Linked DNA regions of Homo sapiens: region 2 is linked to region 1. Evidence: chromatin loops called from intact Hi-C (ENCODE). Cell type or tissue: HepG2. All regions are shown on one strand. Links, peaks and the distances in the headings refer to the core of each region. The heading gives the core; the rest is flanking DNA.

Region 1 (11,988 bases), core at 1,756-9,755:
CTGGGCGGTGTCCCCATTTGACCCCGTTTGGCCTGCCTCTTACCTACCTTGGCTGTTGGCAGGAACTTTGGTTTTTCTCAGTTGCTGCCAGACCTAGATCTGCCCTTTTCAGATTTTTGTTCACAGATAGCTTTAGATGGGAGATAAGGAAGCTTGAGTCAGGTCAGTGCTGAGGCGAAGATGCTGCCCCAAGACAGGGGGAATGCCCCAGACTTGTCCCATCCAGCCCTTGCAGAATGGCACCAGCAACAAGCACCTGCTGTAGAGAAGGGTTGTCACTATGTTGCAGCTCTGAGACTCTACAGAAGTCAGAGGTGGGTCATGGAGATGAGGGGACAAGGAGAGTGAGGAGGGGATAGGTGACTATCTGCCACACCACTTAGGTACTGAGTCACATCAACATGTATGCAATACCTGGTCAGACAGGCACCCGCAGACCCATCTGGCCCAGACCAGCTGCACTTTCCCAGGCTTAGGCTGGGAGTGGCAGTCATCTGGCAGAGTCTTGGTTCCTGGAGTGAGGGCACAAGGTCACACAGGCCAGGGCCAGAGACCGCTCTCTTTTCTTTTTTTTTTTTTTCACAAATACATTTCAAATGTTATTATGAAATATGCAAGCCATACAAAAAGGAATGAAGAATACAATAATAAACACCCATGTACCCACAACCTAACTTAAGAAATAAAATATTAGCAAAGAAAATCTCATAATGTAATATCTCAGGGCTCTGGGGAGTAGGGGAGAGAACAGGGTCTGCTCATGTTCCCACAGGAAGGAAGGAGTATTGAGAAGGAAGAGAGAAGCAAACTAGAGCATCAGCAGCGGCTCCTCCGAGAGAGAGATGGCTCCTTGAGCACCAGAGTCAAGGGAGATTTTATGGGCTTGGGAACAGACCACAGAGAATACACCACCCTTCTTCTTTCAACTCTCAGCTCAGAGACTTCCCAGATCCCACAGTCTGAATTAGTCATGAGTTCCTTAGAGATGCCTTACGGATTGACTTCTCTGTCCTTGTCTGCTCTTGGGCTGTTTATAATATATCCATGCCTCTCCCACGCCTGACTATAAACTCCGTGACTGTGCCTCGCTTTTGATCTCATGAAGTTCTTGTACAGGGTAAGAACTCCTTGTTATTGACTTGAATGTGTGACTAATCCTGGGAAACCCCCATGGTTGACGGGCAGGGGACAGAAGCATTAACAGAAAGGGAAAAGCAAAGCGAGTTGGGCCGGGCATGGTGGCTCACGCCTGTAATCCCAGCACCTTGAGAGGCTGAGGCAGGCAGATCACTTGAGGTAAGGAGTTCAAGACTAGTCTGGCCAACATGGTGAAACCCCATCTCTACTAAAAATACAAAAATTAGCCAGGCATGGTGGTGCATGCCTATAATCCCAGCTACTCAGGAGGCTGAAGCATGAGAATCACTTGAACCCGGGAGGAGGAGGTTGCAGTGAGCCGAGATCGCACCAGTGTACTCCAGCCTGGGTGACAGAGCAAGACTCCATCTCAAAAAACAAAAAAAGAAAGAAAAGTGAGTTGAACATAAGAGACCAGAGCATAGCTAACACCCAGACTTTGGTTTCTAATAACATTCTCCAATAAAAAGGAACCAGAACTCCTTGGGGATATGGCCAATTCTAGGACGGGGACAGGAAATATACGAGATGAGATCAGGTGCGGTGGCTCACGTCTGTAATCCCAGCAATTTGGGAGGTCGAGGCAGGTGGATCACTTGAGGTCAGGAGTTTGAGACCAGCCTGGCCAACATGGTGAAACCCCATTTCTATAAAAATACAAAAAATTAGCCAGGCATGGTGGTGCACAGCTGTAGTCCCAGCTACTCAGGAGGTCGAGGCAAGAGAATCACTTGAGCCAGGGAGGTGGAGGTTGCAGTGAGCCAAGATCGAGTCACTGCACTCCAGCCTGCATGACAGAGTAAGATTGTTTCAAAAAAAATGTATACACACACACACACACACACACACACACACACACCAGATGAGCCTGGGGCATCTTATAGTGCCAAAAATATAAGGAAGTACTCGAAAAACAACAACAACAACAACAACAACCCACAATCATGAGGTATGTCCAAAGGACCCCGTAGCCCACTGGCAGAGCTCACAACAACCAGCACTGGATCATTTTGAAAGACAGGGAAAAAAAAAAACTCTCTATCTAAATCTAAAGTATGAAATGAATACCTATAAGTCCATATTGATATAAATAAATGTTCACGTGAATAAATAAAAATGAAGAAGCAACAAATCTCACATGCAGAAGAATCTCAAATAACTTGCATTCGATTAACTTACGTTAATTTCAAATAACTTAATTCCACCCTCGGGGAGGGATAAGGCAACTGCCCACTCCTTAAGTGTGGGCTGTACATAGTGATTTTCTTCCAATGAGCATAGTGTGGAAAGGGAAAAAGAGTAACCTCTACAGTGGAGGAAACCTGGCCAACGCTACCTCAGCCAGGTGATCAAGGTCAACACCAACAGTGATACATCATGTTGATTGCATGTACCCTTCATACAACGTGATGAAAATGGCACCTTGCCTCTGTGGTCTTCCTCTCAAAAACCCACACCTCCAGTCCAAGCGTTAGAAAAACATCAGATAAATCCTAACTGAGGAACATTCTACAAAATATCTGACCAACATTCCTCAAAACTGTCAAGGTCATCAAAAACAAGGAAAATTTGAGAAATTCTCTCAACTGAGAGTAGGCAAAGCAGACATGATGACTGGATGTCATATGTGGTCCTGGAACAGAAAAAGACAATAGGTAAAACTAAGGAAATCAGAACAAAGTATGGGTTTCAGTTAATAATAATGTATTGGTTCATTAATTATAACAAATGTACCATATTAATGTAAGCAGTTAATAAGAGAAGAAGCTGGGTGTGAGGTATATGAGAACACTGTACTATCTTTTGAAATTTTTCTGTAAATCTAAAACTGTTCTTAAAAAATAAAGTTTTTCAAAAAAATATCAGCACATTCTAGGAAAAACTTACATAACTTAAAAACAGAGGGAAAAAAAAGAGAGACAAAAGGGACTTTGGGATCATGGAAATTAAGTCGTCCCCCACCTGTCAGACCAGTGGAAAGTCAGGTAAAATCAGAACTGAAAGTGACATCCCGGGGGCACTGCCAGGGTCCTGAGAGAAGGCAGTTTGGGGATACAGTGAAAGTCAGACAGCTGGGGGCAACAGGACGAGGACCTGGGTGCAACAAGTGTAGGGCAGCAATCAGAAAGCGTGGTCTTTAGGTATGGGCATAGATGAAGCAGGAAGCCTCACTTAGAAGCCTCCAGCTCGAGGACGCTTAGCAACACAGGTGAGTATTTAAAACAGTGCAGAGTGGGGAGTAAGAAACCAGGGTGAGACAGCACAACCACCTCTGCAAGCATTTAAAACGGACATGTGCCTAAACGATGCCTGCTTTGCAGGAACTCACAGACACACATTTGGTTTAACAGAATTATTTTTTATGGGGAGATGGAAATAAGAATAAATGGAGAAAAATAAATGAACAAAATAGGAGAAGTTTCCTGCCCAAACCACACCAGCAATGACAATGTTCCATGAACTGAGTGTAATTAATTCAAACCACTACCCTGAGGGGTGTGTGTGTGTGTGTGTGTGTGTGTGTAGAGACAGTGTGTGTATGTATGTGTGACTGAGAGACAGAGAGAGAGGAGAGGAGAGGGAGGGAAGAGGAGAGAAGGGGAGGGGAAGGCAGGGGAGGGGAGGGGAGAGAAGACATAGGAGAGAAAGGAAAAGAAACAGGAGAGTCCTAAGAGGCAATGTCTCACTTATTTGTGGAATCTAAAGATCAAAACAATTGAATTCATGGACATAGAGAGTAGAAGGATGGTTACCCGATGCTGGGAAGAGTAGTGGGGGGCTGGGAGGGAAGGTGGGGATGGTTAATGGGTACCAAAACAAATAGAAAGAATGAATAAGACCTACTATTTGATAGCACAACAGGGTGACTATAGTCGATAATAACTTCATTGCACATTTTAAACTAACTTAAAGATTGTTATTGAATTGTTGGTAACTCAAAGGATATGTTTTTTGACACATGAGATGTTTTAATACATAATACCCCATAAATATATACACCTACTATGTACCTACAAAAATTTAAAAAATAAAAATTAAAAAGTAGAAGAAGAGGTAAGGGAATCAAATGAGATTTTTTTCAGAACTGGATGAAAGGCAACAGAAAAAGGAATGGTGGAAAGAGGGTGGCTGAAGACGTTAGGAAAGAAAGGCAGGAGAGCGCAGCAGTAAAAGCTGGCGTGGGGGATTCCTCTGTGAGAGGCAGGGGAGTGGTCAGGCTCTCTCCAAGGCAACGGTCAACCAAGAAAGTTTGTTTTTGAAAACCATAACCTTCTCTGTCAAACGGGACAAATAGGACATAAGCCTTAGAGGACAAAGACAATAGATATTGGTGAGGGGATAGAAGAAGCAGTGGCGAAGAAGAGAGATGGGGAGCCCAACGGCTACCCTCATGGTACCGTGCTAAGGTTAAGGTTGCCCTCGTGGTACAGTACTGTGAGGAAATTACTGATGGGTATTGGGGACTTGCCCTCATTCTGCCATCAACCAGTTATGTGACCTTGTGAAAATCCCAAACCTCTCTGAGCCTCAGTTTCCTCATCTTTAAAATGAGATGTTGGAATGAACACGCTCCCTTCCCTAATCCAGCAGTTAATGCAGTCTGGGAGTTCATGCAGGAAGGAAGACTAGTGGCATTACCTCCTTGAGGCTGGATTCACAGCAAAGCCTCCAGCATCTATACCTCCACTCCTATTGTGTATCGTGCCAACAGGGTCCGGGGATCCTCTGAGCCTTTTCAGCCTGTGTGGGCTGTCACACAGCTCAGTTCCACATCTTTCATCGTGCCCTCCTTTGTTATATACGTGGCCCTATAAGGGCAGTCCTCTGTATTCCCACAGGACTGAGCCTAGGAAAGAGGTTCATTAAGTATTTTGCCACATTCTAGGCCCAACATATCCCCAATTGCTAAAGGCTCTGAGGCAGGACATTTCAAAGCAGAGAACAATTGTTCTCTAATTAGGATCTGATTTTTAATTTAAACTTCAACCTGAAAAGCAACCTGAACTCTATTTTAGTCTTTTCCGGTTTGCCATTCCTAGAAATCCTGTCCAGTGACCTGACCTTGTGGGAATTTTCCATCTTGTCTTGTGTTGACTCAGGACAAGACACTTCCTCCCTCTGGGTCTGAGTTTCTTCATCCACAAAATAAAAGAGCTGAAGGACACAGCCCCTAGGATCCCTTCCAGCTCTACTACTCTCGCCAGTTGGAGTAATCTGAACCTACTTAGGCCCCCAGGACCTTTCACCAGCCAAGTACAACCTCCTTGTCCCACTCACCAGGTAAGAAGTTACCTTTGAGATGGATTTCACAGAAGGGAGGAGAAGTGCAGAGAGCTAATGGCCATGATTATAATAGAAACAGGATAGAGAGACCACAAGGTTACAGAACATCCCTTAAGACCTCAGAGCAGTAGGAAGCTTTCCCACCTACCTACCCAGAGCAGAAGGAAGGTTGACAACGTGAACCTACTTTCTACTACCTGGGAAATGTATGTGATTGGTATGGAGCGAACAGGCTTCAGAGCAAGAATACCTGGGCTCTACCCTGGCCTCACCTCCTATTACTGGTATGATCTTAGGCAAGTGATTTCATCTTTTTGTTTCTCCATTTCTTAACACAATAAGTGGGGTTCATTACAATGTCAATCTCACAAGGTAGTTGTGAGTACCAAAAAGCGTGGTGCATATCAAAGTTCCTCGCAAAACTTTGATACTGAAAGCATGGTCCAATGAGGTCAGCCTTCACTGAGAGCTTCTTAGAAAGGCAGAATCTTGGGCCCCACCCCAGATCACCCATACTGTTGAATCAGAATCTCTGTCTTTAAAAGATCCTCAGGTGATTGGCAGGGACAGGAACGTTTTGGAATTGTTGCAAAACATTACACAGATGCTAATCTTACTTCCTATAAAAAATAATTAAGATCATGACACCAATAAACACACACACACACACACACACACACACACATCCTCCCCTGCAACAGCATTTCCTCTTCTCCTTCCACTGGACTCCTCCACGCCCTGCTCACCACTTCCTGCAAGCTCACAGTGCCACCATCTGGACAAACAAAGGCAAAGCAGATGACTGAGATGTGCAGGGAAGGACACTCAAGGGCCTGGAACACCCAGAAGAGAAGTGGCTTTGTGGGAGGAAGTCAGCCTGTGCTGAACATTATGGTAACCACCAGCCACCTATGGCTACTGAGCACTTGAAATGGGGCTACTACAAGCTGAGATATGCTGCATATCCAAATGCACTCTGGATTTGAAAGACTTACTACAAAAAAAGAATGTAGCTCCTGGAAGCTAAGTCTTAGTCCTAATTACTGCGTGGCTGTCCCCCCACAGGTAGTCTCTGTCACAACTCACCACCTGCTCCCTGTGCCCCGGGAACTTTCCTCTCTGGAGCAGGACCCTACAACGCCTCCTTCTGCCACCTCTGCCCTTTTGAAAAGTAATTAATGACAAGGCCAGGACCTGAGCCTTTCTCTCCACCACCTGCTGAATGCTTTATCCGATACATCATGTGGTTATCCAAGGATTCACTGGCAGTTTTACAGTTTCCAGTTTTTCTGGGTATGCATATTCTTTAAGAGCACTTGACTGGTTGCCTGAATTTTCAGTCTTTCTGGACCGCAGTCTTCTTTATAAACTGGGAGAAGAGAACTAAATAATCTCCAACATCCTTTCTAAAGCTAAAACCATATGGGTCTCTGAAACCTGGCTGTACACGCACCAAAGGCAGAAGCCTCGGGTTTTATTTCCTTTGCATCTCTCCTGCAGCATTTCACACACGGAGAGTACTTAAAGGAATCTGGCTGGCTTTGCCTTGCAGAAGAAGGGAACTGAGATGTCCCTTGCCCTCACTAAGCCCAGTTATGCACACGCATGCACACACACCCCACCAGCTTCTCTAGGAAGGAAAAGGAGATAGGAGATAGAGAAGAACCGTGGAGAGCAGAGGCGGCAGATGGAGGCATTCCTCCGGAGAGGAAGGTTCCCGGAAGACAGGGAGGTAGGAAAAAGAGAGTGGAGACACTTAAGTTGTCTGGGCCAAAGCTGCTCAGAGGATCCATATCTTAGATTTCATCCTCATGAAATATTCAGTGAGTGCATCCCGGAGCTCCCATGGGTGGCAGAGGCTGCCCTTCCTGGGCATTTCTCTCTGAGTTGGGATCCTGGGTCCACTTGTCCCTGTGCCTCTCCTGTACCGCCACCCTCATCTTGTTTTCTCATAGTGTTGCTGGCACTGGGCCTCTGTGCTTTGCTGCCTTCTAACTCTCCATCTGCCTCCCCAGCGGTCTTTCTCAGCATCTGTCCACCCTCTTACTTCTATGCCTACCTCTCTCTCTGCCACTGTCACCCCACCCAAGGGTGAGGATGCTCCCCTTTGAGGGCACCCCAGTGACATGGGCTTCCATAGCTGTCTTCTGCCATGCCCTCCAGAGTGCCACATGCCTGAGCACAGAGAACCCTCAGGACTGCGGGAATGAGACGCCTCGTGCAAAAGAAGAGCGAGACCCACCAGGATGCAGAGAGGGTAGGAGCTGGGGGTATAGTTGAGGAGTGGGGAACAGAAAAACAGCTCTGGGGGAAGATGCTGGCTTTATGAGACACCTGGGCTGGGCTAGGGCTCAGAAGCCCCCTAATGGGAGAAGAGCACTGTCAGGGGTCCACTTGTGCCCCTGTGGGATCGTGGGTGACCCACCGCTCCTGGAAGCTAAGTCTTAGTCCTAATTACTGCATGGCTGTCCCCCTACAGGTAGTCTCTGTCCTAACTCACCACCTGCTCCCTGTCCCCCGGGAACTTTCCTGTCCGGAGCAGGACCCCACAATGCCTCCTTCTGCCACCTCTGCCCTCCCAGGTTCTTCAACCCCTGGCCCGGCCAGGATGCCTGTTTCCCCTGTGGCTCAGAGGCCACCCAGCCAGAGAAGGGCAAGGACACGTGTGTCTGCCGGGGGCCTGGGCGAGTGTTCCAAGTATGTCCTCTGGCAGGGGGGCCCAAGGACAGGCTGCGTTTCCAGGACTGTTTTGGTCTCAAGTCAAACTCGGCTCAGGTGTAACTTGACCAGGGTTGGCTCAGGTTTCCAAGTGACTTGGGGATAGGGTTGCCAGATAAAATACAGGGTACCCAGTTAAACTTGAATTTCAGATAAATAACAAACTTTTTTTTAGTCTTGCATGGGACATAGTTATACCCAAAAAAAAAATTGTCTAAAATTCAAATTTAACTGGGTGACCTGTGTTTTCATTTGCTAAATCTGGCTCGCCTTCTCCAAGAAAATGACAGACTTTATGTTGCTTTTTGCCACGATCACTTCCAAAACACATCCTAGCCCAAGCCCTTCCAACTTGAACGTTCTCTGCAAGCCAACAAATGTGCATGTGAATTCTTCCTTTGCTGAATGTCTCAAGTCTCTTTTTTTATTGAAATGATAGCACCAGCCAGACCCTTACCAGAACAGGCTGGTCTCCCCCTGACTCCTCCCCTGCCCTGTTTATTGCTCATTTCCCCGCCCCTGCCCTTGTCTTCTGGCCCATTTCCAAAAGGGTCACAGCCAAAAACCTGGGCATGGTTCACCACAACGAAGTATTAACCAACCAACATGAACCAGCACTCCTCCCTCCCCCTCCCCGCCCCCAGCCCAGTGACAGTCGGTACCCCTGCCTCCCGGGCCACCGAGACTTTGGAGAGCCAATGGGCTGTGTCCAGTGGGAACACAGGAGCTGCAAGGACGGAGCCACTGGAATCAGGAGGGGCTATGTTTGACCAAGGCTCAGTGGAATGACCACTGTGCCCACGAGGTAGGAGAATGCCCATCTATTATGTCCTTGGCCTTCCTGCCCCTCCACCCTCCCATTCAAATGTCCACCATTCCAGCCACTGGGCTCATTCCATTGCCCCTCTCTGGAAATATAGAGGTCAGTACTTTGCACTCTCAGGCAGTTCCTAGAAGCAGCTGGAGAGAATGAGGAAGAGCTTCCCCAGGGAGGTGTCCCCAAGAAGTTTGAGTCTTTGTGCAGGTGTGTGCCACACCAGGAGATGCCCATGGACATGACCCAAGCCCTGGGGCTCTGCCTGTGCTGGGGACAACAGTCAAGCAGAATGTGCAGCCCTCTGTGCCCAGAGAGACAGAGACACATCTTGCAGCTCAGCTGCCCTGATGGCATCCCACAGATTTCTGTCACTGAAGGCATGGGGAGTCAGGTACAGTACTCTGAGGTCCTACCTCATGCAGAGCCAGGGCCTGTGACTTCTGCCTCCAAAGAGGGAGCATGCAGGACATGCCTATGTGCAGGGTCCAGAGGCTGCTGCTGCCTGGCCCACATCACTGGCACCTCACCAACATCAGAGGCTCAGAACCAGAGCAAGGCCCCTTTGTTGATTTTATTTCATCCTACAAAACTCCTTGAATAAGAGGTCATTGTGTTCATGAAAGAAGAGGGACACTGTCCAAGAGGTCATGACTCCAGGCTGCCCCTGCCCCATGGAGTTCTTGGAACTATTCCCACCCCCACCTCCCTTGTGTCCTTTCAGGACACTCAGACACAGCTCAGGGAAGGGGCTGTGTTCGCCCTCCCTTCCTACTGGGCAAGTGTGTGACTCCGTGTCTTGAGGGAAGATCTGACACTGCCTCTTTTCGTTTCCAGGATTTTTACCTTCTGGACCAGCCTTCCCCACCACGTGCTGTGGGCCATCCCTGCAACTTGGACTTAGGGCAGAAGTCTGTCCCCCTCTATGTGGTCAAGATGGATGGTAAGAGAGCTGGACAGATGGAGGCCACAGGGAGGCCTGTGGCTCGGGACCACACACATGCAAGCCTTGTCCTTACCAGGGCGTGTGCTCTGTCCCATGACCAGAAGCTGAGGTTTGACAGGGCAACCACTCCCCTAGGGAGGGCTCCCTGAGAACTGCATGCAAATTCTGACCCCCCTCAATGTTTCAGAAAGTTGAAGCTACCACGTGCAAACCAGGCTGAACAGCTGCTGATTATATACATGCTCTTGGGAAAACTCTTACCCCGGTCCCTGCAGGGTCAGAGGGAATCCCTGCTTGTTCTAGCGCTTGGCTTCCTGGGCCTGACCTGACCAGATGGTGAGCTACTACACTCCCTAGGCCTTCCCCTCGGGGATCCCAGGTGTCCAGACCAGGATCCAGGTGGGCATCGCAGCTCACCTGTTGCCCCTCCTATCCCTCCCCTACCCTTCCCAGGTCCCAGCACAAACCCATCTGAAGAGTGGCAGCTCTCCCTCATTCTCTGAATCTTACCTAGGAAAGTCTAGGGAAGGACATCTGGACTCTTCTTGGTCACTGAGCCTCAACTCCACACATCTTGGGGATCTGCTGCCCCCAGAGCCAGGCATCCGAAACCCCACAGTCTGCCTCCAAGTCAATGATACCCTGGCCTTCCTGGTGACTCATGAGCATTACCCAGAGTATGACCTGTGAGTGTCCAGAGACCACAGCCCCATCATCATGGAGGCCCTAGAGAGGAAATGCCCCTGCATCAGCCACCACTCCCAAAGGCAACGTATTCCCTCCTTTCTCTCTCCTCAGGGGCCACTTCTATAACACACTGGAGCAATATGACTGGCGGCGCTTCCGGGCCCTGGCTGAGGAGTCCCAGCTCTATGAGCAAAGCCTCAGCCTCTTTCTGCAGCAGTTCCAAAAGCCGGGCATTTATGTCTTTCGTCTGAGCAGCAACCGACATCGGAAGATGGTTTGTCTACGATAATTTGCCTCATTTAAGACATTATCCCATTATTTCCCCTCTCTTTAAAAAATACTGCTGCAGGCCAGGTGTGGTGGCTCACACCTGTAATCCCAGCACTTTGGGAGGCCAAGGAGGGCAGATCACCTGGGTCGGAAGTTCGAGACCAGCCTGACCAACATGGAGAAACCCTGTCTCTACTAAAAATACAAAATTAGCTGGGCATGGTGGTGCATGCCTGTAATTCCAGCTACTTGGGAGGCTGAGGCAGGAGAATCGCTTGAACCCGGGAGGTGGAGATTGCAGTGAGCCGAGATCGTGCCACTGCACTCCAGCCTGGGCAACAAGAGTGAAACTCTGTCTCAAAAAAAAAATAAATACTGCCTCATAACCAGCTCAGACAGATCTGCAGGGAAGGAGATGCCCTGATGTCCCTATCAGTTTCAGGGTCCCACAATGCTAACAGATGGTCCTGGGATGCCAAAGTTCATTTCACAGCAACCCAGCATGTGCTGTGCAAGGAGGGGAAGGTTGAGAGGATGGGAACACAAGTATGTATTCAGGGACATCAATGGCATTGAGCGGCTTAGGACCTCTGGCTATCTCTCCCAATCCTCCACTTTGTCTCCCCCCGACCCCCATCTGCCAAGCCCACCTATGCATGGTTTTATCTGTGTGACCTGCACATTGCACCACCACACTGATCCAGGTGTGCTGTTAGTGCCACACACAGCATTTAGTATCTCCCTGTCAGCACAACATCCAAGAGGTTTTACTGGCTTAGTCCCAGAACATGCACACAGCTCCCTCATACAGATAGTCATCTGATTTGAGTCATCTGATGTGAACAAGTTTCCCAGGAAAACTCTGATTCTGCCTCCCAGTCCCCAGGTTTACACAGTCATCCAACTATTTGGTCGGTGTTGGCCGGCGTGGGTCCCACTCTGTCTTGTGGCCAGTCTCTGGCAGACAGTGGGACAAAGACTGAACAGACTTCTTTCCATCCATTATGTCCGGGCCCTCCCGCCAGGGGGCCAGTGCTGTGGGGAAGGGCCCTTTGCCTCCACAACTCCCAGGTATCTCATCCAGACTGGCATCGCCAGGATCCCCCAGGCCCTGAAGAGGTCTGGCTGGCCA
Region 2 (11,988 bases), core at 2,530-10,529, 160 kb before region 1:
AAAAGAAAAGAGAATAGCACACCCATAAATTAGAAGAGGGACAGTTCTTATCTGTCAATTGCAGGTTTAAGATATTGTTTGTAGGTTTTGTTAAATATACATGGTAAAATTGTAAGGGTAATCATAAAGAATGAAAACAGAGAGTACAATTTCCACAGCAGGTAGAGAACAAAATCACATAGGAGACAAGAGTACAAAAAGCTTCATCAAGTAATAAATAAAATCCACTAGACCTTTAATTGTGAAATCTTTGTAGAGTCTTCTGGTATAAAAATTGGGCTGGGGAGGAGTCGGTACTGTCAGTTCCACAGTAATAATTAGGCCTGGGCAGAAGATGGAGGAGGCATCGTAGAAGATGCTGGAGATTGCTGGCAGTAGAGGAGAAAGACAGAAAAACTTTTAGAGCAGATATGTCAAAAGGTGAAGGGGCTGTGTCAGCCACAATGACATAGACTGGGCTCTCTCCCTGCCTGGGGCAGAGGCAGGAGGCAGAGCCACTCCAGCTGATAAATAAATGGCTAACATGCTGAGGGCAAATAGGGTGCTGATGCTGATGCTCATCGGATTGGGCATGTGTGCTGTGTCTCACAGGGGCCTTGATCCTGGCCCCAGCCTTGGCCAGAGCAGTTTAAGGGAAGCAGGCAGGAAGAGAAGGTGGGAGAAGAACAATGGGACATCTCCCTGGGCGGCACCCAGGACAGCTACCACCCCCTGGCACATCCTACTTAACCTGGAAGGAGGCTGAGGCTGAAGCCAGAAGACATATGTGTTGGCACAGATCTTCAAGGAAAGACCCAGCCACACCACAGAGCTGAAAATGGGAGGGTAACACTGGATAACATGGGCGCCTGCTACATGGGAATATGTGCCCAAATACAAGTGCATCTGTGATTTAATCACTGCCCCTTTCCTTCTCATAGAAATATTAAGGGACCTACTTCTGACCATTACATGCCCGAGAGTTCCCTTCTGCCACTTAAAAGTGTTAAAATATTAAACAGGAAAACCCATAAATCAAAAGGTTTGGAGAAATATACCACAGATTTGAAGGAACCAACAAATGCATAATAGTAATAATAGCTAAGGCACATATGCTGTTTACCATGTGGCAGACACTATTCTAAGTGCTCGATGTAATAATCTCATTTAATCTTCATGTGCCCAAGATCCCACAGCTAATAAGAGGTAGAGCTGGGATTCAAATGTAGTCACTCTGGTTCCAGAGGCTTTACTCTTAATTACCATGCTGCTTCTGAGTTGTTGGAAGATATTTTGCCTGGAGAAGTTCGAACTCGAGGTTGATATTACAGATTGCAATTGCACGTTTGCATTCCCCTAAAATTCAAATGTTGAGGTGCTAATCCCCTGTGTGATGGCATTTGGAGAAGGGGCCTTTGGGAGGTAATTAGATCTTGCAGGTGAATCCCTCTAATGGGATTAGTGTCCTTATAAGAAGAGACACCAGAGAGATGATCTCTCTCTCTGTCTCTCTCTCTCTCTCTCTCTCTCTCTCTCTCAGCCATGTGAACACACAGTGAGAAGCCAGCTTTCTGCAAACCAGAAAGAGGGCCCGCACTAAAAACCACACCTAGATCTCAGACTTCCAGTCTCCTGAACTGTGAGAAATAAATTTTTGTTATTTAAGCCATGCAGTCTATGGTATTTTTCATAGGCTTGTCTTCAGATATTTGAAGGGCTGTGTATGCAAGAAGTGTTAAACTTATTCTATAAAGACCAAAGGGATTAGAACTAGAAAGTTATTCTTTCCAGCCAACTTTGTAATTGGTAAAAGTTCCTAAAGAAGAAATGGGTTTCCTCAGAGGGTGCTAAGTTCTGTGTGCCTGGATATTAGATGCACCTGGTGTTAGTAATATGGAGAGAATGTAATCATTGAATGAGACTCTATAAAATTTCTTCCAACTCTTGAGAGTCTATAGAATCATTAAAGTCACTGCAAAAGAGCTCGGATTCAATGAACTGGATGTTGAGGATTCTTAACTTCCACAGAAGCTACACCCTCTCCACTTACTTTGCTCCAGGACATCTCGGAGCCATGATTTGCGTATTTTAAGACTCTACACGCCTAGATACTCTTCCTTCAGAGGTCAGCTTAGGCACTGCATCCTGCAAGATGTGTCTCCCACCCCATTCTTGACACCAGTTTAGGTGCCCGCATCACCCCATCTTTCCCTGACCCTGCCACTTCTCATACTACACCGAATATTCTGTTTTGTCATCAATCACCCCTGTATTGGTGTCTTAGGGCTGCAGTAACAAGTTACCACAAATGGGATGACTTACAGCAACAGAAATGTATCATCTCATAGATAGCTCTAGAGGCTAGAAGTCCAAAATCAAGGTGTCAGCAGGGCCATGCTCCCTCTGGAGCCTCTGGGGAGAATCCTTCCTTGCCTCTTCCTAGCTGGCAGTTGTCACTGGTGATCCTCGATGTTCCTTGGCTTGAGGTTGTATCACTCAAACTGCTGCCTTTGTCTTCACATGACCTTGTCCCATCTGCATCTGTGTCTTTGTGCGTCCCTCTCCTCTTCCTATTAGGACATCAGTCACATGAGATTTAGGACCCACCCTAATTTAATATGACCTCATCTTAATTTAAGTAGTTACATCTTTAACAGCCCTATTAGCAAATACCGTCACATTCACAGGTATCAGGGATTAAGGTATCAATATAACTTTGGGTGGCTTATGCCTGAAATTCCAGCAATTTGGGAGGCCGAAACAGGTAGATCACCTGAGGTCAGGAGTTCGAGACCAGCCTGGCCAACACAGTGAAACCCATCTCTACTAAAAATGCAAAAAGTAGCCAGGTGTGGTGGTGCGTGCCTGTAATCCCAGCTACTCAGGAGACTGAGGCAGGAGAATCACTTGAATCCGGGAGGTGGAAGTTGCAGTGAGCCGAGATCGTGCCATTGCACTATAGCCTGGGTGAGAGAGTGAGACTCCATCTCAAAAAAAAAAAAAAAAAATATATATATATATATATATATATCTTTTGGAGGGGGCACATAATGCAACCCACCACATTCCCCAACCTCTCCCTGCTCTCTAGCCTGTGGGTTCTTTGAAGATTGTGTCTTCATTCCACATATTTTTCTTACGTCTATTATGAACTACACCCTGTTCTAGGCACTGAGGGCACATCACAGTCAAGGTCCCTACAGTTGGTGGAGCTTCTTCCTCCACATGGATTCAGACAGTAAACATTGAAGTGGCCCTTCAGTGCTGAAGCCAAACACTAAGTGCATGTATGCACATACACACATACAGTAGGCGCCCCTTAGCCATGGTTTCCCTTTCTGAGGTTTCAGCTACTCATGGTTAACTGCAGTCTGAACATACTAAATGCGAAATTCCAGAAATAAACAATTTCTAGATCTTAAATGGCATGCCTTTCTCAGTGGTGTGATGAAATTTCATTCAGTCCCACTCTGTGCTGCCCAGGACTTGAATCTTACCTTTGTCCAGCCAATCCACACTGTCTACACCACCTGCCCGTTAGTGTCTCAGTAGCCGACTCAGTGATTGGATCACCTGTCTCTGTATGGCAGTGCTTGTGTTCAAGTCACCCTTATTGTATTTCACAATGGCCCGAAAGCACAAGAGTAGTGACACTGGCAATTTAGATATGCCAAAGAGAAGCCGGAATGTGCTTCCTTTAAATGAAAAAGTAAACGTTCTCAACTTAATAAGGAAAGAAAAAAAATGTATGCTGAGGTCAGACATTGGTATGGTAAGAACAAATCTTTTGTCTGTGAAATTGTGAAGAAGGCGAAAGAAATTCATGCGAGTTTTGCTGTTGCACCTCGAACTGCAAAACTGTGGCCACAATGCATGATAAATTCTTAGCTAAGATGGAAAAGGCATTGAGTTTGTGGGTGGAGGACATGATGGCAATCAGGTGTGGTGCTATCCTCAGTTTTAGGAACCCACTGGGGAGTCTTGGAACATATCCCTCGTGGGTAAGGGGAGGCTACTGGATATGCGTATATATAGTCACTTAATATATATTGGATGAGGGAATGTTAACTGGAACAGTAGAAGATGAAGGATAAATTACTACATTTCATCCAGCCAGTGCTTTCTGGCATGTTTATCAAAATGTAAAAGTGTGGTTGCTCTTTGTCCCTTGTAAAACTTTGTTCTATGGTACTTGAATTCTTATTCTCAGTTGACCTGAGGGTCAACCCAACTCCCCAGATAATACTTCTGAATATCATAAAACCAAGCTTATAAGGTGTATTCCTAATTTTTATTAAATTCAAACTTACAACTAAAGAAAACACTTGAATTCTGTTTACCTTCCAGGGCAGCGTCAGTTCCTCTCAGTCTCCATTTGTGCAGATGCCAGGTGAGTACTTTAATTCAATAAGCAATTATTCCCTTTTGAATTTAAATCAAGCATCTGGGCTTCCATTCTTTCATAACGACCTTACAACACTTCCAAAACTCTGCTCCTTTAAAATAGTTTTGTCTAAAATACAAAATCAGCGAAGGACAGAACTCATGCAGTAATTTCTGAATTTAAAATTCATTTTGTCTTGAAAGCAGCCCTTTTATCCCAAGCTTTTGGGGCAAAGGCAATATAAATTATGCCCTTGATACAGTTTTAAATTGTCTAAAGTTCTGACACCATGATCTGATAGATGAGGCATCTGCTTTCAAACAGAAAGGGGAAAGCCGTCTGCGAGCAGAGGGAGTCAGGCATTTGGTTCAGTATTTTGAATTCATTTCAATGCCTATGTCTCATTAAATACTCCTGTGGGGATGTAAAAGGGGAATTCCTAATAATACTGTTGGACATTCTTGTATAAACACACACCACACAGGCAAAGACAATCTCATTTAGTTCAACTCAGACGCGGCACATTCCCTAATAGTTTTATCACCTTCAGAGCTGGATAAGGGAAAGGAATAAGAGCAATCGAGGATCCCGAATATTTAAATGTCTGTATGTTGTTTCCCAATCATATATAGTGCCATTGAAATTTGGTGGCATCTCCTGCCTTCTACAGAAAAAAAAAAGAAAAATTTCCATAGCTTCTCTTTATCTAGAAATTATCCTTTCTCTTTGTACAGAGAAAATCCATGCTAAGAGAGCAGAGGCTTTTTTCTTCGTGGTTGTTTTGATTTGGAAATTGGGAGTATAGATGAGAGCCTGGAAACCTTGTTTTCATATTCTCAACCTTAACCGCTCTCATAAATATAATTTCATTGTATGAAACAGAACCTTATTTATTTATATTAAGGTTCAGCTGCACAGATTTTTTCCCAAGGAAGTATGCTTATAATGAAAACCCTAACTTCAGCTTTCAAATGCATGAGCAGGTTAGAAGTTATAGAATGTAAGATGAAAGTGAAGTGAGTGGAGTCGTGCCACAGGTTTTGATGGGGAATTTTGATTTCTTCTTCTGGATGAATAAATTCACATGCCATTCTTGAACACAATGTTATACTACTAGGTTTAAAGAAAATGTATAAGGCATGAGATCTGCCCCCTTGGGCTCGCAGGTTGACTGGAAAGATCATTGTGACTCAGGTGAAAGAGGAATGAGCATAATATAAAGTGCCACATCCTGTGGAACGGGCTGGAATTCTGTGTCTATAGAATCAGAAGCTCAGAAGTGGTCTGCTGCTGTGGTTGGGGTAAGGTAAGGAAGACAGGCACTTATATCTTCTCCCCAGTTCAGCCTTTTTGTGACCTATGACCTAAGGGTGTTGGTGTTAGCATTAGATCACACCCAAGGCCAGCTGGAACAATTAAACCATCAGTTTTATAGACCTCAAGTCTATGCCCTCAAACATGTTCTGAATGATCAGTGTTTTCTGCTACAACTGAGCTACGGGGTCAGAAAGTGTTGAGCAAACACACCTTTTTCCTTGGAAACCATTTCACTGCTGGGCTTACCTTAAATGAAGCTCTTATCAGTTTCTGTCCCTCCCTCTCTCCACCAAGGAAAACTTTTTACTTTTTTTTTTTTTTTTTTTGAGACGGACTCTTGCTCTGGGCGAGATCTCAGCTCACTGCAACCTCCACCTCCCGGGTTCAAGTAATTCTCCTGCCTCAGCCTCCTGAGTAACTGGGACTACAGCAGCTGTGATTACAGGCATGGTGGCCCAGCTGATTTTTGTATTGTTTTTAGTAGAGATGGGTTTTCACCATGTTGGCCAGGATGGTCTCAATCTCTTGACCTCGTGATCCGCCAGCCTGGGCCTCCCAAAGTGCTGGGATTACAGGTGTGAGCCACCGAGCCTGCACCACCAAGGGAAACTTTATGTAGCCGGCACTGTCTTCCTAAACGTGCTGGGCCCTGGTGAGTTGAGTGAAGGAGTCCATGAGGCCACAAGAGGGCAGCAAATAACATAAAACTCATCAAAACCCTAAAACTACAGGCCTCTAAAATTGGCTTCTGTGTGGCCATCTAATCCTAAAGAAAGTCATTTATTGATGTCTGCCAGGCGTGCGACCCAGTGTAAGGTCAATGTGTGAAGAATTAGAAGGCAGAGTACAGCCTGCCTCTTTGAGGTGGGGTTATATGTGTTACCTTATCCAGACATAGCGATCTCAGATAACAGGCCAGGAGCACCTCTTGTTAACAGTTCTATGTATATGGAGAGGTAGCTCCGATGTTGTGAAAAAGATGCTTCCTTGGTTAAAATATGAATGCCAAGAGATTATTTCATTTATGTCTTCCTAGCACAGCGCCGGTCACCGGGAAGGTACTCAGTAAATGTGAATGAATGAACAGACACGGTACTGTCTAAAATGAACTCACCCCTAAAGGCGACAATGTTTTCAAACGTTAGTTATTTGGGCTAATGCAGGAATATTTCACGCTTTTCAAGACATTTCTCTATTTCCATGTTAGCGTTGGAGTCAGGCACGCGTTAGTAACATCGTTTCCCAGGCAGAGACTCAGCTGCAACCGAGGCCTTGACCGCCCTGGGAGGAATTTTCTGCCCATGTGTTTTTCATTTGGCAACAGGTTCGCCGGTCACGTCAGGTTACTACGGTGTCAGAAGATCTTTCTTATCTGACTCAGACTTCCACAACAGTAAACAGTTTTCAAATGACGTCTACACCTCCAGCGTGGGGAAGCCGTTTCCCTGTGAGTCCTCCGCAGGGCAGAGCCATGCGGCTCTCCTGGAGCCCTACTTCCCCCAGGAGCCCTACGGAGACTACCGGCCTCCGGCGCTGACGCCCAACGCGGGCTCTCTGTTCAGCGCCTCGCCCCTACCGCCGCTCCTGCCACCGCCCTTCCCCGGAGACCCAGCTCACTTCCTATTTGTGAGTATGCAGAGACCTCGTGTGAGGGAGTAAAAGAGGGGCGAGGCTCGCCCTCTGGCCAGCCGCTGTGCTTGGCATCCGGGTTGAAGCCAGGTCTGGCTCACCCTGTAGACTCCAGAGGCTGCTTTGCAGCTGCCTAGAGATGCCAGGACACCCTCCGAGGGAGCCTTGTTCAAGGATCCCTGTTAGCCATGACAGCCAGGAGCGTCTACGCAGGGCTTGGAACCGGGAGGAATGTGCAGCAGGATTTATATCCATTTTGTTAATGCTCTACTGATATTGCCTGATGTTCCCCCACCCTGTTAGTGCCAGTCGTCATCATTCCTGCAGCCCCTAAGGAAGGAACACTGAAGCTGCATCTCAGACATGCTAGGCAGTAATGAGATGGATCATAATCTCCCAAGGAGGGTACATAGGGCTCCTCTTTCTTTCCAAGTCCCCTGCCTCCCCTTCCCCACATTTTTAGCCTAAAAATCCTTGTTCTCTCTCAATCCTTCCAAACAGGTGAGTTCATAAAGATCTGAAGATTGCTAATGCTCATAGAGAATAGTAAAGGTTTCTACCACAAAGTAATGAAGCTCTAAAGACAGGAGTTTAGACAAAAGGGAGAGGATGAGAATTCACATTATTAAGTATACTCTATGCCAGGAAATGTGATGTGTTCATTCAATACTTGCAACAACTCAGGATATATTTATGAAAGTCCCATTTTACAGATGAGCAATGTCGGGCTCAGAGTCAGGAGGAGCCACGAATGAATCCAAATCTTTCTAGCTCCAAACTTACGGGATTCCTACCTCTTTCCTCCTGCTTTAATGAGGACAGAGTGGGCTTCTCAGTCCCCTCAAAAATTCACCATGGAGTTGAAGGCCTACTCCGAGGAGTGGGCCAAGCGCTGACCTTCCCCACTGTGTAAATGGCATTCTAGGACCCAGACTAATGGGAGACTCAAAAAGAATCCAAGACAGAGTGCATTGCACACAGTAAAATGTTGCATACATGTGCATTTTATTAGTCTCACATTTCACTCATTTAATGTTGTCTTCTGGGAAAAGGAATCTCAATATCTATAGCAAATCTAATTCTAGAGTAGGAAGGGAGGAAAACTTTCACTGCTGGTGTCAAAAGCCGGAGAGAAGAGCAGCCTGAGAGCCAGGCTTCAGGCAGCAGAGAGAGGGGACGAAGGCTGCCCTGAAGCCACAGTCTGGCAGCACACAATGTATCATCAGAGTGTCACCTAGTGAATAACCTCCGTGGCCTTTCCATTCTCCTCAGAGGGACTCATGGGAGCAGACGTTGCCTGACGGTCTCAGCCAGCCTGACCCTGTGTCTGCCGATGCCCTGCTGACCTTGCCACCCAGCACGAGTTGCCTCTCCCAGCTTGAGTCCGGGAGCATCGCCCAGCACAGGGGCTCAAGCTGGGGGTCATCCCTGGCTGGGGCTCAGTCATACTCGCTGCATGCTCTGGAAGATCTGCACCACACTCCGGGGTACCCTACCCCGCCTCCTTACCCCTTCACCCCTTTCATGACGGTGTCAAATGACCTACCGCCCAAGGTGGGGCCACTCTCCCCAGATGAGGAAGCAGACACCGGTTCCCTCCATGACCCTTCCCCTTGGGTGAAAGAAGATGGGAGTATTGCCTGGGGGTCATATGAATGCCGCAGAGCTTATTGAGGGGAGGGCCAAATGACTTCTGGGTTTTTCTTTAACTTGAGGTGTATTCCAAAGATTGTTTTAGGTGTGTCAGCCCATTCAGGACTGGATTTTCAGAATAAGCCTCAATGCTGCTCTTTGTTAGTGGACGAGGGCATTTATTTGTAATCCTCTCCACTGTAACCCCACTGAAATAAAACAGAATGTTAATTAAATGTGTCAGAGACCGTATTCTAGTAAGATAACCTTACAATGTGGTCTTTTTGGAACTGTTGTAACCCATTACGTTCTGAATCTTCTGTTATCTTTGAAGTATCATTTTTGGCACTGATTTTTCTTAAATTACATTAAAAAGTTTATGCAGATCATAAAAGATACTGATTTTCCTGTCAGATGTTTCTTAGTTTTAAACTATGTGTATTCTGCAGTAAAAGACACTGGATAGGATATAATATAGATATGACCACATAAAACTCATTTTATAGCATGTGACTTGAAAGAGTGAAGTGTTTCATATACATATATTTATGGCTTATTATAGTGACTTGTAAAACCCCAGTTAAAAAAAAGGTACAATCTATAAATATGTTATTGTCCATAAAATAGGATGAGATCAGGAAACTATGGCTTTGTACATAACAAAGTTATTTTTTGACTCTATCCTAAAGCCCAGAATGTCCCCAAATTAGTTCAATCCAAAAAAGTCCAAAAATTTTCTTTGATCAGTGATGGCCTTAATTAAACCAGACATTGTCTCTCTGATGGAATAAACCTACAGTTATCAGCATGAATGAGTAAAATAGGCATTCTGTAATCAAATGGAAATTTTTTTTTTTTTTGAGACAGGGTCTCACTCTATCACCCAGGCTGGAGTATAGTGGTGTAATCATGGCTCACTGCAGCCTCAATCTCCTGGGCTCAAGGAATCCTCCTACTTCTGCCTCCCAAGTAGCTGGGACCCAGGTGTATGCCACCATGCCCAGCTAGTGTTTTTATTTTTTACTTTTTTTTTAAAGTTTTTGTAGAGACAATGTCTTACTATTTGCCCAGGCTGGTCTTGAATTATTGACCTCAATCTATCCATCCACCATGGCCTTCCAAAGTGTTAGGATTACAGGCGTGAGCCACCACACCCAACCAAATTCATACCCTTTAAAGAAAATACAGAAAATAGGACTAAGCTGTTGGCAAGAAACAGACCACAAAACACCAAGAAGCAAAAGGACTTTGGAGAAGGACATATTGCCATGTGTGAGCCGATGGCTTGACAAACAGCACCTCCTATTTGGTGGCTTACTAGTCGGAAAAGTGCAGCTCTTACTATGTGTCAATGAAGATATTGACATCTGAAGCATGAATCTGTCCACATTGGATTGGTGTGGGTTCCTTTGCTAATTGGGTTCCCAGCATAATTCCAGCATGCCTATCTGCGGCCAAGCTCATCATACATGCCTGGTATACACTGAGACTTTGCAGATGCATGAGTGGAGGCCCCCGGGTTGTACCTGCACCCTTCTTCTTAGCTTCCTACCACCTGTCTTTCTGCACTTCATTCTCACATCTTTTCCACCCTCTGGTCCCTCCTGATCCAATGCCATTTCTCTCCATCTTCTGGAGGCCAAGGCCTTCATTTTCCCTCTAGTTGCCCAAAGACCCTCAACACAATCTCCATCACATCCTCTGTGACTGTCCCATACTCTACCTCAGCAAGGTAGAAGCCCAGAAATTCCAACAAGGGGATTAATTCACACTTACAAGCAAATAATTGATATTCCTTTTTTTTCCAGGCCTTCAAGGTATTTTCTGGTTAAGCAAACTCACTTCTAGTTTATGGAGTGCCACCAGAAATGCTTGGGTAGTGAGCTTTCGTTCACCTCATCCTTTCGGCTCCCTCCAGGCAGAGCATTCTTCAGGGAGTAGATCAAGAGTGAACGCGTGGGGCTCTCTGCTCCTGGGCAGCACTGCCAGGCCCCCTGCCCCACTTCCTCCCCCTCCACCAGCTCCTTTGGGCAGCCTGAACTTTGCTTTGCTTAGTGCTTGCTCTTCAGTGAAAAGTGGCAACATTCACAGTGCAAGAAAGGAGCTGTTCTTTCCTAAATCCAGCATGACTTGCAACCTCAGTCTTGGTTCCCAATATGGCTGGTAGAACCATCTGTCATTCAGCAGTTACTCATACCTGAAGAGCAGGCCTGTGCATCAGAAAGAAGAGATCTGGCCCTCTCTGCAGATATAGAGGTCTTCACAAGGGTCTCAGGGTCATTTTCCTAGATTGGTGTTGTAAAGTTTAAAATGATTTGTCCTCTACTGCTTACCATTTTACTGGGTATCAGTAACACAGTAGTGGCTGTGTAAATCATGAATATGTGTCCACATAACTTTAACTTTCATGTGATTATGACTCTGAATTTTTGTTTGTTTGTTTTTTGTTTTTTTAATTATTATTATACTTTAAGTTCTAGGGTACATGTGCACAACGTGCAGGTTTGTTACATATGTATACATGTGCCATGTTGGTGTGCTGTACCCATTAACTCATCATTTACATTAGGTATATCTCCTAATGCTATCCCTCCCCGCCCCACCCCATGACAGGCCCCGGTGTGTTATGTCCCCCTTCCTGTGTCCAAGTGTTCCCATTGTTCAATTCCCACCTATGAGTGAGAACATGCGGTGTTTGGTTTTTTGTCTTTGCAATAGTTTGCTGAGAATGATGGTTTCCAGCTTCATCCATGTCCCTACAAAGGACATGAACTCATCCTTTTGTATGGCTGCATAGTATTCCATGGTGTATATGTGCCACATTTTCTTAATCCAGTCTATCATTGTTGGACATTTGGGTTTGTTCCAAGTCTTTGCTATTGTGAGTAGTGCCACAATAAACATACTTGTGCATGTGTCTTTATAGCAGCATGATTTATAATCCTTTGGGTGTATACCCAGTAATGGGATGGCTGGGTCAAATGGTATTTCTAGTTCTAGATCCTTGAGGAATCGCCACACTGTCTTCCACAATGGTTGAACCAGTT

Evidence for each region. A loop is a pair of places that touch in the nucleus more often than their neighbours do. Peaks named below come from ENCODE experiments on the same cell type or tissue, not always from the same donor. Only the 100,000 strongest peaks of a DNase experiment are listed, where the experiment ranks them.
Region 2: a loop joins it to region 1, with 9 times the contacts of the local background. A loop is called at or near these places in 97 of 110 quality-filtered maps.

What each region holds. Positions count from the first base shown.
Region 1 is chr11:111,440,550-111,452,537 of GRCh38, forward strand. LOC107984386 (a long non-coding RNA gene) reads left to right here and starts at 5,315. Exons shown (of 3, transcript XR_001748382.2): 1 at 5,315-5,418; 2 at 7,585-7,678; 3 at 8,004-8,095. LOC644277 (a long non-coding RNA gene) reads left to right here and starts at 8,789. Exons shown (of 4, transcript XR_001748381.1): 1 at 8,789-8,944; 2 at 9,791-9,896; 3 at 10,698-10,860. It also overlaps a transcript of BTG4 not described here. RefSeq lists enhancers at 172-1,371, 6,103-6,282. In HepG2, for the core only: a CTCF peak has its summit at 6,191 (motif pointing left); a DNase peak (open chromatin) is centred at 6,182; H3K27me3 peaks cover 490 bases.
Region 2 is chr11:111,277,072-111,289,059 of GRCh38, forward strand. POU2AF2 (POU class 2 homeobox associating factor 2) reads left to right here. Exons shown (of 5, transcript NM_198498.3): 3 at 4,327-4,369; 4 at 7,005-7,306; 5 at 8,582-9,330. The coding sequence ends at 8,983. Among named protein-coding and RNA genes, the nearest start is that of POU2AF3, 15 kb to the right of the region's middle. In HepG2, for the core only: a CTCF peak has its summit at 6,366 (motif pointing right); DNase peaks (open chromatin) are centred at 6,360 and 9,024; H3K27me3 peaks cover 70 bases.